2 separate regions of the Homo sapiens genome follow, and region 2 is linked to region 1. The links are chromatin loops, found by intact Hi-C in ENCODE. Cell type or tissue: GM12878. All regions are shown on one strand. Each heading gives the region's core, and the rest is flanking DNA. Links, peaks and the distances in the headings are about the cores only.

What was found. Peaks named below come from ENCODE experiments on the same cell type or tissue, not always from the same donor. Only the 100,000 strongest peaks of a DNase experiment are listed, where the experiment ranks them.
Region 2: a loop joins it to region 1, with 2.3 times the contacts of the local background. A loop is called at or near these places in 2 of 110 quality-filtered maps.

What each region holds. Positions count from the first base shown.
Region 1 is chr16:5,088,614-5,096,916 of GRCh38, forward strand. EEF2KMT (eukaryotic elongation factor 2 lysine methyltransferase) reads right to left here. Exons shown (of 8, transcript NM_201400.4): 2 at 6,839-6,901; 3 at 4,871-4,951; 4 at 3,181-3,282; 5 at 1,819-1,952; 6 at 1,471-1,736; 7 at 494-643. Among named protein-coding and RNA genes, the nearest start is that of EEF2KMT, 5.0 kb to the right of the region's middle. RefSeq lists enhancers at 1,144-1,644, 1,645-2,145, 6,760-7,312. In GM12878, for the core only: a CTCF peak has its summit at 3,859 (motif pointing left); a DNase peak (open chromatin) is centred at 3,840.
Region 2 is chr16:5,155,684-5,164,010 of GRCh38, forward strand. No RefSeq gene overlaps it. Among named protein-coding and RNA genes, the nearest start is that of LINC02164, 62 kb to the right of the region's middle. RefSeq lists an enhancer at 864-1,143. In GM12878, for the core only: no CTCF peak of the experiment used is centred there; DNase peaks (open chromatin) are centred at 1,005, 1,350 and 4,518; H3K4me3 peaks cover 1,202 bases; H3K27ac peaks cover 3,821 bases.

The DNA.
Region 1 (8,303 bases), core at 9-8,008:
TGACAAATGTCAGGTCTGAGGACAGTTGCTGGCCCACTATGGGGCCAGTTCCCCTTCTCTACAGTCACCCTGCTCGTCTTCCACCGACTGGGTGCTCAGGACAGTGGCGTGGTGGATCCGCCTGTACATCCTGTGCTCCAGCGTCCTGCAGGCCACAGCTGTGTCCAGCCCTGACCCCGACTGCCCCTCCCGCCACCTCCATTTTATAGATGAGGAAACCGAGGCCCAAGGGCTTAGGGAACCCTGCTCTGAAGCACACAGTAGGGCTGCTGGGCTCAGACCCTCCCTCCCTGTGCTGAGCTGCCCTCCTCCTGCCGCAAGCCCCCCACGCCCCAAGCCCACCCTGCTCACTGGCCTCTGCCTGAGTTCCCCCCATGGTGTGGGAGTGTGGGGCAACCTAGCTTTTCCCCGGCACCCAGTTCTTTCACTTCCACTGGCGTCCTGCAGGGACAGCTCAGGGACCATGCAGGCCCGGGTGGGCGTGGAGGCTCACCTAGCTCGGTGGTGAACAGCTGGCACGTCTCTGGGTTGCGGACGGTAAAGGCCACGTAGACCTCAGGAGCCCGCTGGTGCTCCCGGCAGGCAGCCAGCCTCCGCAGGACCCCGACCAGCGACATGATGGCTTCTGGGCAATACAGCACATCTATGGTGAAAGCTTCAGGTTACTGAAAGGGACCAGTGGACAGGTCCAGGTCATGCTGACGTCAGCAGCAGGGCGAGGCCAGAGAGGCAGCGGTCATATGAGACTAGTAGATGCCATTTGACCATTTGGGCCATTAGATGGAAAGGCAATTACTTGGGTGAAAAAGGAGAACCCTTAGTAGAGAAAGCTGCAAAAGACCGAAGCAAAAGAAAAAAATCTCCAGACTCACTGGTGTTCCTTAAAAAACCAGCTCTGGTTCTTGGCCTATCTAGAGGGCTTTGAATGACACAAAGCCTGACCCTGCCATGAACTTCATGTTTCAGGCATCTGCTGATTTGTCTGCTGGCTTGCAGGGGTGGGCTTGTGTCCCTGGCCACCGCTGGACCTGTGGGTTTCAGGGCTGGGACCTAGGACCACAGGCAGAGCTCTGTTCCACCAGAGAGGGGACTGAGTGTGCTGGCAGGGGTGAGGGGTTTTCGGTGGCCCAGCCAAACACCACCTTCTCTCAAGGGCCCTGTCTTCGTCCCAGAAGTGGTTGTTTTCCTCCTGTGGTCTCTGAAGGACACAGGGCATGGCTCTGGGACAGAGCCATGTGGTAACGACTGGAACGGGAGTATGCCTGTCTCCAAAAAGAGGGCTGTGGGTTGAAGGTCACCTTAAGAGGCACCCCTGTCCTGTGATGTCACCCTGGAGGCCCAGAGTAACTCTTCTGGAAGCCCCATCATGTCCATGCCCGACAGCGTCCATTGTTCCCTTTTCCCAGAGCCAAGAGCTGGGTAGAGCTGCAAGGACACCACCTGCACAGGGTGCCCGGGGCTGGGCATTACCTGCTGCAATGACAACATCTGGCTGGAAGGCAGAGAGCTGATGGACCGTCGCGACGTCCCAGTCCAGCTGGGCCACTGTCACCCTGGGGCTGTCTAACTTGGCAGTGATGTCTGCCTCTAATGAGAGGCCATTGAGAAGGACATTCCCTCGGAGCTGCTCAAGGACCCGGCTGTGACAGTCGCTGAAGATGTATGCCCGGGGGCGGCACATCTTGCAGATGGCCAGGCCTGTGAGGCCAGCACCACTGCCAAGCTCTAGGACAGTCCTGGCGGGAGGAAAGGGGACCGTGTCTGCGACTGCACCAGGGTAAGCCTGCCTCGGTGCCCTGCCCTGCGCCCCGAGGTCACCTGTTAGTGAAGACTGCCGGGTTCTCGATGGCCCATTCTGCAAGGTAGAGGGCGGCGTCCCATGTGACCAGGCCTGTGGTACCGTAGGAGATGATGGCCGTGCTCTCGGAGAGTGTGACCGAGCCTCCCGAGGGCTGCACCAAGAGAAGGCGAGAGAGTCAGTCCAGCGATCAGAAGGCAAGTGGCTTAGAAGACAAGTAGCCCCACCACATGGCTGAATAAACCATGACAGGACCAATCGCCACTCAGCAATGAGAAGCAGCTAACTGTTGGCATGCCAACAGCTTTCACGGGCCTCAAGGGTGTCACGCGGTGTGAAAGACACTCATCTCAGGCCACACAGGATTCCATTCATCGAACCTTCCTGAGACAACGGAATTCTGGCGATGGAACACATGTCAGTGGTGGCCAGGGGACAGGTGTGGCTATGAAGGGGTGGCTGCCTTGTGATGATTCAATATGCTGTTTTTCCTTTGTGGTTTTCTGTATCTATGTTTTATCTTATTTTTTTTTGAGCTCTGTCACCCAGGCTGGAGTCAGTGGCACGATCTTGGCTCACTGCAACCTCTGCCTCCTGGGTTCAAGCAATTCTCCTGCCTCAGCCGCCCAGGTAGCTGCGAATACAGGCGTGTGCCACCATGTCCGGCTACTTTTTGTACTTTTTTTTGAGACAGAGATTTGCTCTCGTTGCCCAGGCTGGAGTGCAATAGCATGATCTTGGCTCACTACAACCTCCACCTCCTGGGTTGAAGAGATTCTCCTGCCTCAGCCTCCCTAGTAGCTGGGATTACAGGTGCCCACTACCACACCCCGCTAATTTTTGTATTTTTAGTAAAGATGGAGTTTCACCATGTTGGCCAGGCTGGTCTCAAACTCCTGACCTCAGGTGATCCCCCCGCCTCAGCCTCCCAAAATGCTGGGATTACAGGCATGAGCCACCACGCCCGGCCTGATTTTTGTATTTTTAGTAGAGACAGGGTTTCACCATATTGGCCAGGTTGGTCTCGAACTCCTGACCTCAGATGCAACCACTTCGGCCTCCCAAAGCGCTGGGATTACAGGCGTGAGCCACCACGCCCAGCCCTGTCAAGTATTCTTTGAGGACTGGGCACCAGGTCCTTGTGAAGCAGGTAGTGTGTGTCACCTATTGGATAAGTGCCCAACAACTCCACGAGACATGCTGTTGTTGTTGAAGTGCCTGATTTACAGACAGGGAAACTGAGGCTAAAGAAGGTTGACGGACCTCATGTCTAAGACTGTAGAATGGGTGAGTCAGGATTTGAACCCACACCCACGTTTTCACTTTGTCTGTGCAGGAAGGGTATCTGGGCTGTGAGGGGGAGGAGGGTGCCCTTCTCATACCAGCAAATAGCTCCGGTGGCCCTGGGTGGACTCCTTGGCCATCAGGGTCTCCGCCAGCGCTTCATACAGCTCGTCCAAAGGCTCTGTGTGGACAGCCTCGTGCTGGGGGCAGACAGAGTGAGAGCTTGTTTGCTTTCGTTCTAATCTGTAAAAATGGCCAGATGATTTTCACCAAGTTTGGAGGGGAGATTTGCGATGGAATGGTATAATACCGGCCAGCTGCCATATAAAATATTCACTTCGTTGGGCTTGGTGGTGTGTGCCGAATAGTCCCAGCTACTCTAGAGGCTGACATGGGAGGACTGCTTGAGCCCAGGAGTTCGAGGACAGCCTGGGCAACAGAGACCTTGTCTCTAAAAAAAAAAATTCACTTGGTAGGGAAACCTGGATGGGAGGGCCTTGAACCAGAGGTGTTGGGAGGGTAGGGTTAGGTGTAGTCTAGGGCAGGAGACAAGGATTCCGTGAGAGTTGCCAGGTGACCATGATAGAGAGCCGTGTTTGGATCAAACACAGAGAGGAGGAAAACAAAAGGTGCTTTTAAGTGAGCCCAGGCAGAAGTGTGAGGGCGGCCCATGCTGCAGGCTGTGGCTGTCAGCAGGCCGCTTCTCCACAGCTGGCCCCGTCCTATGATTCACAGGGCAGCAGCAGAGTACACTGGGTGACTGCTGCCCTCTCCTGGTGGCACAGGGCAGACCTGCTGGTGACCACAGATGCATGCTTCTGGGGAGGACTAGGGAGAAAGCAGGTATTGGAGAAGCAGGGGATTGTTTATTTGCTAAAAGTGTGGCTCTTTCACTCAGCAGGTCTGCTACTGCCTACTGAGGAGGCCTCTCGACATCCTCATGTCAAACCCTGCATGTTCGGGCGCATCTTTAAAATCCATCCTAGGCCAGGTGCGGTGGCTCATGCCTGTAATCCCAGCACTTTGGGAGGCCGAGGCAGGCGGATCACCTGAGGTCAGGAGTTCGAGACCAGCCTGGCCAACATGGTGAAACTCTGTCTCTATTAAAAATAAAAAATTAGCCAGGCATGGTGGCGTGTGCCTGTAGTCCCAGCTTCTTAGGAGGCTGGCATGACAGTTGCTTGAACCCAGGAGGCAGAGGTTTCAGGGAGCCGAGATTGTGTCACGGTAATCCAGCCTGGGCAACACAGTGAGACTCTGTCTCAAAAAAATAAATAAATAAGTAAAAAATAAAATTCATCCTTTATCAGTCAGGAAAGAGCTCATTCCAGCAGGATTAATGCAGAGAATTCACCAGAGGAACTAGTTCCGAAGGTATGGCAAGAGCTAAATCTTCCAACAGGGGCCTGTGGGGCAACCCAGAGACGGACAAGAGCAGGAAACTCCAAACCCTTCAGCGGGCAGGACAGAGGGTGCGGGTGAGGGTTCCAGTGCTGTGGGCTGGGCCAGCCTGGTAGGAATGAGAATCCATATGCTAGGAGCTGGGGCCCCAGAGGAGCAGCTGCCGTGGAAACCCCAGGAGGCAGAGTGAGGGAGAGATGCTGGCCTCCCCTTCTTCCCGCCCTGCACTGTCTCCCATGGGTCACATGTGGCTGCAGCCAGTTGCCTGGGGAGGCCCCTGCCATGCTGGGGTTTGCAAAGCAGGCCCAGGGCCTGGGAAGGACGGGGGCTCCAGCACGCAGGTGGCTATGCTGTCCGGCTACTGGGCGGACACTGCCCATAACTGACCTTTTTGATGAGTTCTGAGAGAAAGCACCGGGCATATTTGACGGACGGCGGGTGCTTCACACACACAGGATGCTTCACAGTCTACGGCAAAGGACAGAACGTTGGTTGCTCGAGAGCCCGTCTTAAGTCTCCTATGAGCTTCAAGCCAACACAGCAGAGGGCAAACTCCAGGCTACCCGATCCCTCAGCAAAGATGTAGATGGACACAGCGTTTTGGCCCCATGCATCTGAAGTTTGTCTTAAGATATAAGCTGTTTCCTAAAAATGCTTCCACTGCAGTGGCACAGGCTATGGCAGCATTTCTAACGCCCATTCTGAGCAGGAACACAGGGCATGTGGGCCCAAACCGCCTCCCTCCCAGGGGAGCCAGTGTGAACCAGGGTTTGCAGTAAGGACAGTCGCCAACGGTCTGGCTCTATGGAAGAGGCGGGAAGGCCCACTCGGCAACTGCTCTCTTGGAGTGTGTGTCCCTGGGGACAGGATGGAGGGGACGGGACGCTCCGGGTGACACTCCAGCTAAAGCCCAGAGAAGCCAAATGCAGGATGAGCAAGTTCTAGGCAGTGGGAACAGCTGGTGCAAGCTCTGAGGTGGCCACAGCCTGGCACTTGGAAAGGAGGGCAGAGGGACTGGTGCAGCAGGAGTGGGGACGGCGGGAAAACAGGAGCCTGGAGGGAGAGGGAGGAGACGGTCCACAGTGCCTGCTGGCTGGGAGGGATGCAGATTCTGCCCAAGGGCAGCAAAGTACCCCACGCAATACACAGGCTCTTCAGGCTGGTGCTGGTTTTTCATTTATTCTGACACAGAGTCTCGCCCTGTTGCCCAGGCTGGAGTGCAGTGGCCCGATCTTGGCTCACTGCAGCCTCTGCCTCCTGGGTTCAAGCGATTCTCCTGCCTCAGCCTCCTGAGTAGCTGGGACTATAGGCATGTACCACCACGCCCAGCTAATTTTTGTATTTTTAGTAGAGATGGGTTTTTGCCATGTTGGCTAGGCTGGTCTGGAACTCCTGACCTTAGGTGATCTGTCCACCTCAGCCTCCCAAAGTCCTGGGATTACAGGTGTGAGCCAGTGCACCCAGCCTTGTGCTGGGTTTTAAAGCAGCTCTCCCTACATTTCATGCTTCACCACCTACGAGAGTGAGGCTCAGGGTGAAACTCAGAGCAGGGTGCGAGATAACTTCAGGTATCTCCATGCTCGAAGCCCTGGTATTGCCCCGAAAGTTTTCCCTGCTGTGGCTGTATCTTTTCCACATGGATAATCTTGGTTCACCTCTAGCACAGGAATTCTTCACCGGGGCTCCTAGGATGGGCTGGGTGGGTGGGGGTGGAGGATATCTGCCTCCTGAGTTTGTATGGAAAATGTATTCTTCTGGTGCACTTCTTTCTGCGAGGGAGTCTATTGCTTGGTCTTTTCAGAAGGGCTCATGGCCCTTCGAACGTGAAGACCCAGGATGCAGGGTGATCTGCACTTGGCCCTCAAGGCCAAGGTCAGGCTGTGGCTGGGCCGGGTGGTGATCCTGCCTCTCACCTGCAGGCAGATGCACTTGAGTCCAAACCCCACCCTGGGCAAAGCAAGGGCCCATTTAGGTCTAGAGGAGACAGGAGTGGGCAGGACAGGCCTCATGAAAGCAAAAAAGAAAGTCTCTGAACATCAACCAAATGCTAGAAGCTGTTTTGCACCTGTCATCTCTGTTTTTGCTGTGGATGGTTTAAAAAACATTCCCTAGATTCCCCCCTCTCATTGCAGGTTTTTGTATATTCTGAAGTCTTTGTCTAAGTCTTAAATAGAAAACGAAAGCGCTGGAGCTGTCAGAGGTGCTGACACCCACCTGCAGTGCTGACTCAATGGTTTTGTTTTTTGAACAGGGGTGTTTTTAAAGGGTACAAGCACACCTGCAGTTCTTCTCTCAGGTCTTCTGGAGAGATTCAGGAGGCAGGGTCATGAGTCCCAGGGACTCTGGGATTCTTACCTTGTGCAAAATATCCCGCAGCAGCTCAGAATCTGATGAGTCTCTTAACTTTGCTTCTAAGCTCTGTGTGGAGGGGAAAGAGAGAAATCTCAAGGGCGCATTCACAGGAACATTAAACACGCAATAGAATGTGTTGGCAAAGCGCTGTGTGATCCCTCCCTGGGGACGTGGAGCCAGTTGGAAGTGGAAGCCACAGCGGCTGAAAGCCTGACATTCAGATGTCGCAGGGTGCACCTGGATGAGTCACAGGAAGAAGGCTGACTTTTGGCCACATTAGTCCTGGCTACTTAGCGGCCACCCGGGTCATGGGCCAGCTCCCTGGTTGCACTGCTCAGCCAGGAATTACCAGGGCAGCCATGGCACCAAGGTTTGATGGGCTTGCCATCTAAGTGGAGATGCAGAATGTGCCCATACCAGCCTGAGTTACATTATCCTCTTACAGGGGCCTCAAGCCCAGCAGCGAGCCTTGGCTCCCGAGTTAGGCAGACTGTCTCGGCTGGTATGTGACACAGGGCAAGGCACTTCATTGCTTCAGAGCTCCCTCCATGCCATAAAAGGCCCTACAAGACCTGGTCCTAATCCCTCTCTCTGGCCTGTTCTCCCTCACCCCTGGCCCACCCTGCTCACTCCACTCCAGCCACACTGGCTGCCTTGGTGTTGTTCCTCAACCACAGCTGGCTTGTTTCCACCACAGGGCCTTTGCATATCCTGTTCCCCAAGCCCTTCCCATGGCTGGCTGCTTCACCACTCAGGCCCCAGTTCAAATGCCACCTCTTTGGGGAAGGCTTCCCTGATTCCCTGACTTTGGTGACTCTTCTTCCCAGTTCCCGCATTCACTATTTCCCTGTTTTATTGGCTTTAAAGCCACTGTCATCTGGTCTTTTCTTGTTTATTTATTTGTTTATTCTCTGGCTCTCCCATGCAAGCAGAGCCTCATCTGTCATGGGTACTGCTGATCCATGGTGCCTGGCTCACAGAAGGCATTTATTAAACATTTTGAGACTGAATAAAAACACTAGCTAACACCAACATGTATTTACCATGAGCCAGGCACTGATCCACAGGCTTTTGTACTCAACCCTGACAACAACCCTAAGAGGTAGGTATCATTATATCCCCCATTTTATTAATAAGAAAACAGCACAGAGAGATGCAGTCACTTGCCCAAGGTCACACAGGGCCAGGGGCTGGGCCAGGATTCGAAGCAGACAGGCTGTCTCCTGGGTCTGAACTCTCAACTACTGCACCCTAATCAAACAATCCCTCTGGTCAAATGTGAGTGGTAATAATAGTACCCACCTCGTGGGTGTTGAGGGTGAGCCCAAGTTAGCATTCAGCGTGGGCATGTGAACAATTACAGTCAATACTGAATGGAGACCTATGATGCTTTTATGAAGGTTTCTATTTTGGGTTAAAAATGCACGAATTTCTCTTGACCAGAAATGATCTCTGAGTGCAAATATTT
Region 2 (8,327 bases), core at 286-8,285, 67 kb after region 1:
ATCAGGAACTCAAAAGAATACAACCTATATACCATGGAATACTATGCAGCCATAAAAAATGATGAGTTCATGTCCTTTGTAGGGACATGGATGAAATTGGAAATCATCATTCTCAGTAAACTATCGCAAGAACAAAAAACCAAACACCGCATATTCTCACTCATAGGTGGGAATTGAACAATGAGATCACATGGACACAGGAAGGGGAATATCACACTCTGGGGACTGTTTTGGGGTGGGGGGAGGGGGGAGGGATAGCACTGGGAGATATACCTAATGGTAGATGATGAGTTAGTGGGTGCAGCGCACCAACATGGCACATGTATATATATGTGACTAACCTGCACCATGTGCACGTGTACCCTAAAACTTAAAGTATAATAATAAAAAAAATTATAGAACTAAAAGGTACAATAACAAAAATTAAAAACTTGCTAAAAAAAAAAAAAAAAGAACACAACCATTTGTCTCTTAACTACCTATGACCTGGAAGCCCCTCCCTGCTTCGAGTTGTCTCACCTTCACCTGGAGTTGTCCCGCCTTTCCAGACTGAACCAATGTACATCTTACACATATTGTTTGATGTCTCATGTCTCTCTAAAATGTGTAAAACCAAGCTGTGTCCCTACCGCCTTAGGCACATGTTGTCAGGACCTCCTGAGGCTGTGTCACAGGCGTGCATCCTCAACCTTGGCAAAATAAACTTTCTGAATTAACTGAGACCTCAGATTTTTGAGGTTCATATAGTCTTAGGCCTTGAGAGCCCTCTCGTAGTTTCCATATTTTTGCCCTCTTGGATGCTGGCACCAAGCAAGCCTTGACTATCCTGCTTAAAGTGCCATTTGGAAAGGGGCTCTGGAGGGCGAGGGGCCACATGGAGGAAAACAAGGCTCCCCGGCTGACAGCCAGCACCAACTGCCAGGCACATGTGTCAGGCTGTCCTGGGTGTTCCGCCCAGCTGGCCCTCCAGCTGCAGGTAGCCACACAAATGAGCCCAGGTTAAACCAGCCAGGAATTCCCCATGCAACTCACAGGGTCATGAGCAATAATGACTTTTGGTGGTTTAAAGTTTCTAATTTTAGGTGCAATAGGTAACTGAAATAGCCCACAAGGGTGTGAGCCTGTGGAGGGTGCATTTCCCACCTGCTGAAGCTTCTCAATTCCCAGGATCCAATCCGGATAAGACTCTTGTTCTCAGTGTCCTTGATGGAAATGGCAATGAACTTTTTGCTGATTGGACCATCTCAGGGGAATCCCAAAGATTGGAAACTATTTTCTTTCTTAGAATCTTCCACACAGCATTGAGCCTTAGGAATTTGTAAGAAGGATATGGAATGAAAAACATCTTTTGAAAAGGTATTTGTGTAGCTTCAGTTCAGCAAGATTCATGGTGGGTATTAGACTAAGTGCTGGTGTTAAGCCAAACCGTGTTTTTCAAAGACTCATCTGGCCTCAAGGTTGGCAGGATCAGAGTGGCCTCCCAGGATCTATCACATCCTCAGAAGGGTGGGTTCAACTGGCATGTACCCAGATCTCTGTCAGCTAGTATGATACTCCCTTGAGTCAAAGGCTGCCACATCACATCTCCTTTAAGTCCCTCTCAGTACGACCCCAGAAACATTGACAAAATGTGCTATTAGTAAAGATTTCAGGAGGACATAAATGAAGAGATTATATTGCAAGGTACCAAAACTTCCATCTTTGCTAAAGACCCTCATCCAGGCTGGGCACGATGGCTCACGCCTGTAATCCCAGCACTTTGGGAGGCTAAGGTGGGCGGATCACCTGAGGTCGGGAGTTCCAGACCAACATGGAGAAACCCCGTCTCTACTAAAAATACAAAATTAGCCAGGTGTGGTGGCACATGCCTGTAATCCCAGCTACTAGGGGGGCTGAGGCAGGAGAATCGCTTGAACCTGGGAGGTGTAGGTTGCGGTGAGCTGAGATCGTGCCATTGCACTCCAGCCTGGGCAACAAGAGCAAAACTCCATCTCAAAAACAAACAAAAAAACAAAAAACCCTTATCTAATGGTCATGCCACTCTATCTGGCCATGTAATTTCTCCTCCTGGCTTTCTGTAGCAACAGCCTTCTGAGGAACCTCACTCTGCCTTTCAAAACCGCTTCAACTTGTACCCTTCATCAGCAAAGTATTTAGCTCAACATGTATGCCTCTGGGGGAGCTCATCCACATGTCATTTAAGGATATTTCCAGCAACATCATCTTCACTACCCCGGGACAGTCTTTTAGAGTGGATTATGTGCCTGTTGGATGGGGTCATCCTTATATTCAGCACAGTGTTTGTCCTGAAACTTTAATGGAGTGCTCCTAGTTTGATAACTTTTGCCATGACAAATAAATTGAATTTCTCTGTCTTAACAACAGATGTTTGAATACGGCCCCATGTCCCTCTCTGCTCCTTCCTGCCTTACTCCTCTCCTCTTCCTTCCCTTCCTTTTCAAGAGCAGGGTTTGTAAACTTTTTCTTGAAAGCATCAGATAGTAAATGTTTTAGACTTCGTGGGCCATACAGTCTCTTGTAGTAGTTTCTCAACTCTGCCACCCATAGCATGAAAGCAGCTGATATAGTTTGAATATGTGTCCCTGCCCAAATTTGATGTTGCAATGTAACCCCCAGTGTTAGAGGTGGGGCCTGGTGGGAAGAGACTTGATCATGGGGGTGGATTTCTCATGAATGACTTAGCATCATGCTTTTGGTCCTGTCCTTGCAATAGTGAGTGAGTTCTTGCAATATCTGGTTGCTTGTGAGTGTGTAGCACCTCCCTCCTCATTCTCTTGCTCCCGCTTCACCTTCTGCCATGATTGTAAGTTTCCTGAGGCCTCCACAGAAGCTCAGCGATGTCAGTGTCATGCTCCCTGTACAACCTACAAAACTGTGAGCCAATTAAACCACTTTTCTTTATACATTACCCAGTCTCAGGTATTTATAGCATGAGAGAACAGCCTAATCCAGCAGCCACAGACAATATGTAGCAAATGGGCATGGCTGTGTTGCAATAAAACTTTATTGACAAAAACATGTGCAAGCAGGTCAGATTTGGCCCATGGGCCGTAGTGTCCCAACCCTTGCTCTGGAATATTCTCTTCAGCCTGGATGGACATCTCTATGTGTTTTTTTTCTTTTTTTTTTTTTTTTTGAAACAAAGTCTCACTGTCGCCCACACTGGAGTGCAGTGGTGCAATCTTTGCTCGCCGCAACCTCTGCCCCCTGGGTTCAAGCAATTCTCCTGTCTCAGCCTCCCAAGTAGCTGGGATTACAGGCATCTGCCACCACACCTGGCTAATTTTTGTGTTTTTTAATAGAAATAGGGTTTCACCATGTTGGCCAGGCTGGTCTCCAACTCCTGACATCAGGTGATCCGCCCACCTCAGCCTCTCAAAATGCTGGGATTACAGGCGCCTGCCACCACACCTGGCTAATTTTTGTATTTTTAGTAGAGATGTGATTTCACTATGTTGCCCAGGCTGGTCTCGAACTCCTGATCTCAAGCCATCCACCTGCCTCTGCCTCCCAAAGTGCTGGGATTACAGGTGTGAGCCACTGCAGCTGGCCTCCAGATTTTTTTTTTTTTGACGATTGCTTATTTGTTTTGACTTTCATTTTCTTCCCCATCGTGGTAGCCATTTTCTGAATGCCTGTTAGTTTGTCCGTCTCCCTCCTCTGTAGTCCCTAGAGTCAGATGAACTCCTCTGCAGATGCAATGGTGTAACACTCTCTAGTGCTGAATTTTGAGCAGGAGAAAGAGAGCAAGAGTGACCAGCACCCTTGGAAACTGGCCTCCTGAGAATTTGGAGTCTTCTCTGCAAAGGTTGCAAACCTGTTAACCCACAGGCCAGAGAGAGAGAGAAGCCAGAAGCATGATCTGTTAAGCTTGAGTTTAATATTTGATGCACAGAGATCACTGAGTTTTTTGATAAGAATTAGAGGAGAAGACACGGCCACAGAGAACAATTTCTATCCCCAGGTGAGGATTCAGGAGATAATTCTGGGAACAGAACTTCCTGAGAACTGAGATGGGGGAAATCGCTGGTGTTAGAAGGGTGAAAAGGTCAGTAATTAAGCCTACGACTGTGCTCTGAGAGGCGAAAGAAGAAAATGAGACTGCCAGGCAGGAATAATGAGAAATCTTTGATGGAATTAGCCGTGCAGAACAGATACTAAATGCATCCTCATTCCTCTCATAGTCAAAAGTTTTTGCTTAAGCTGGATGGGAAAAAGAGAATCCCTTTTCACTAAGTATAAAAGAGAGGATTTTAGAGAAGGTCTCAGAAGAAAGAGATGTGGGGGTTTGGTGAAACTCACCAGAGGCTGAACCCTCTCCAGCATAACACAGGGATTGCGAGGAGCGGGGTAGCATTAGGCCAGGTGCATAGCCCAGTGCTGCTCTCTCTGGACTTTCTGCTCTCTCTGGACTTGTTTGCTAGCTGAGCTCATCCATTTGCATAATTTTCAGTTCCATTTCTCAGCTGATGAGTCCTGAACTTTTCCCTTGAGGCTAGACTTCTCCTTCAAGCAGCAGTCTTAAACACTCAACTTCTTTCTTGTTTTTTCCACTTGTCATCTCATGAACACCTCAACCTTGTGACATCCAAAGCCAAACTCGTGGCTTGGAGGAGTAGGTGATGGCTGTAATCCCAGTGGTATGAGAGGCCGAGGTGGGAGGATTACTTGAGGCCAGGAGTTTGAAGCCAGCCTGGGAAACACAGTGAGACTCCCTGTCTACAAAAAAAAAAAAAAAAAAAAAAAAAAAAATTAGCTAGGCATGGTGATGTGCATCTGTAGGATCTGGAGTCCTGCTACTTGGGAGGCTAAGGTAGGAGGATCACTTGAGCCCAGGAGTTTGAGGCTGCAAAGAGCTCTGATCACACCACTGCACTCCAGCCTGGGTGACAGAGCCAGACCCTGTCTTAAAAAAACCCAAAGCCAAACTCTCCTTTTCCTCCTCCTTCTCCATGGGCTCTGTCTGTGCCATCTCTGTTCTGTAAATGGCACCACCCCCTGCTCAGCTGCTCAAGGTGGTCATAACTCATGTGTTGTGCTAACTCTGCTTTTGCCCTCTTCTCCAGTCAGCAAGTCCTGTGATTCTAAACTTTATCCAACTTGTCCACTCTCTCTATCTTCACTGTCGTTATCTTTGCCTAGGACACCCTTATCCCAGCTGGGCTACAGCAGCAGCCTCCTAACTGGTCTTAACTGGTCCTCTGCACCTGCCCTCCATGCTCAGCAATCCATTTCCCACCTGGCAGCTTCACTGATCTTAAGGTTTCCATTGATTCTCATCCCTGCCTTTCCTGCCCATGGCACATAGAATAAAATCAAGACCCCGAGTCTTCTGCCTGTTCCTGCCACATCTCCAGCCCTCTCCTATCTCCTCCCCTTGGCCTACTCTATTTCAGCCACTCTGGCCTTCTTTTGTTTTCTTGGACTTTCAAATCTTTCTCCACAACAGGGCCTTTGCACTTGCTGCTTCAGCCTGGAATGATTTTCCTCTGCACCTCCCCAAATTAGACCATCCTTTAGGTCTCAGCTAAAATGGTGCTTCCACAGAGAGCTCTTTCCTGACTGCTTTGTAAAGTGGACTTCCTTGCTCTTCTCCACCTTAACCTCTATTATTTCTTGTTGCAGGAAGTCAGGGACCCCAAATGGAGGGACTGGCTGGAGCCGCGGCAGAGCAACATAAATTGTGAAGATTTCATGAACATTTATCAGTTCCCAAATAATACTTTTATAATTTCTTATGCCTGTCTTTACTTTAATCTCTTAATCCTGTTATATTTATTAGCTGAGGATGTACATCACCTCAGGACGGCTGTGATAATTGTGTTAACTCTAAAAATTGATTGTAAAACGTGTTTCAACAATATGAAATCAGTGCACCTTGAAAAAGAAGAGAATAACAGCGATTTTTAGGGAACAAGGGAAGACAACCATAAGGTCTGACTGACTGCAGGGTCGGGCAAAAAGAGCCATATGTTTCTTCTTGCAGAGAGTCTATAAACAGACGTGCAAGTAGGAGAGATATCGCTAAGTTCTTTTCCTAGCAAGGAATATTAATGTTAATACCCTGGGAAAGGAATGCATTCCTGGGGAGAGGTCTATAAATGGCTGCTCTGGGAATGTCTGTCTTATGCTGTTGAGATAAGGACTGAGATACGCCCTGGTCTCCTGCAGTACCCAAAGGCTTACTAGGGTGGGGAAAAACTCCGCCCTGGTAAATCTGTGGTCAGACTGGTTCTCTGCTCTCGAACCCTGTTTTATGTTGTTTAAGATGTTTATCAAGACAATACGTGCACCGCTGATCATAGACCCTTATCTTCTGCTTTTGCCCTTTGCCTTGTGATCTTTGCTGGACCCTTACCAGTAGTTCTGCCTTTGCCCTTTGTCCTGTTCCCTCAGAAGCATGTGATCTTTGTTGGACCCTTATTAGTAGTCCTGCTTTTTGCCCTTGGAAGCATGTGATCTTTGTACCTACTCCCTGTTCTTACACCCCCTCCCCTTTTGAAACCCTTAATAAAAACTTGCTGGTCTGAGACTCAGGGGGCATCACTGTCCTACCGATATGTAATGTCACCCCCAGCGGCCCAGCTGTATAATGCCTCTCTTTGTACTGTCTATTTCTCAGGTGGCTGACACTTATGGAAAATAGAAAGAACATACGTTGAAATACTGGGGGCAGGTTCCACCAATACTTCTTTCATGGATTTACTTATTTTTTGTTTGTCTCCCTCCATATCCTAGAAACTCCTGGAGGGCAGAGTCGTGCCTGCCATCTTCATCATTGCATTACCAGCACCCAGCACAGTGCCTGGCACAAAAGAGTTGCTCAATAAATAAATAAGGATGAATGGATAAATACACGGATAGGCACTTTGAACTACAGATGAGCTTAAATACTTTGTGTTTTTCTTAGGCAAACATGTGCAATTAAGCATGTGATAAATGATATGACCACACCTGTGTCTTGCCTGATGTTCTTTGCAATCACTATATGAAGTCAATTGTGCCTGTTTTCACAGTTCTGTTTTTAACCTAATGATCTGTTTCTTTTAACTTCTGGCATTTGCTTTGTTTGGCCTTTGTTACTTTGTCACTTTGTTAGCCTGACAAAGTGACAGATATTGGTATTTACTCTTTGGTTTAAATGTCATGAACTTTAAAAATGCCTTTGCTTTTGGTAAGAAACCCTAGTTAGGACAGTCTAGCGGTCGGGATGATTTGGGTTCTGCTGCAGTAACAACAATCCCCAAATCTCAGTGGGTTCATGCAGTGAGGTATTTGTTTGTTTGTTTTTGAGACAGGGTCTCACTCTGTCACCCAGACTACAGTGCAGTGGCGCAATCTCAGCTCACTGCAACCTCTGCCTCCCAGACTCAGTGATTCTCGTGCCTCCTGAGTAGCTGGGATTACAGGCCCGTGCCACTATTTTCTGGCTAATTTTTATACTTTTGGTAGAGAAAGGATTTCACCATGTTAGCCAGGCTAGTCTTGAACTCCTGACCTCAAATGATCCACCTGCCTTGGCCTCCCAAAGTGCTGGGATGACAGGTGTGAGCCACCGTGCCTGGCCACAGTGAGGCTTATTCTTGGTCACGTTGCATATCTGGGCTGTGTTAGGGCATTGTGGGGTGGTCTGTTCATTGTGTTCACTCAGGGATCCAGGCTGACAAAAGCCCCATCTCTGCATGTGTCATTGATCACCACTTCAGGGGAAAGGGAATGTGGTGGATCACAGAGCCTCTTAACACTTCCACCTGAAGGTGACTCAAGTTGCTCCTGCTCATGGTTCATTGGACAAAAAGGATCACAGAGTCACGGGCAACTTCTCTGTTTCTGGAAGGGGAACCAAAATGTGAATAGCTACATTGATTTTCCCTAGCTATTACACAGAAGGCCTCATTTAAACACAGCTACTTATTTGTGTTTTGAAGCTAATTGTAGTCTATCAACCTTCACAGAAGGTATGTGCACTTCCAAGCTATTATTAAGCACAGTTTTTTTTTTTTGAGACAGAGTCTCACTCTCTTGCCCAGGCTGGAGTGCAGTGGCATGATCATGGATCCCTGCAGCTTCCGCCTCCTGGGTTCAAGTGATTTTCATGCCTCAGCCTCCCATAGTGCTGGGATTACAGACACCTGCCACCGTGCCTGGCTATGTTTTGTATTTTTAGAAGAGATGGGGTTTCACCATGTTGGCCTGCTTGTCTGGAACTCCTGACCTCAGGTGATCCACCTGCCTCTGCCTCCCAAAGTGCTGAGATGACAGTCGTGAGCCGCCGCACCCAGCCTTGAGTATGATTTTTGATTCGG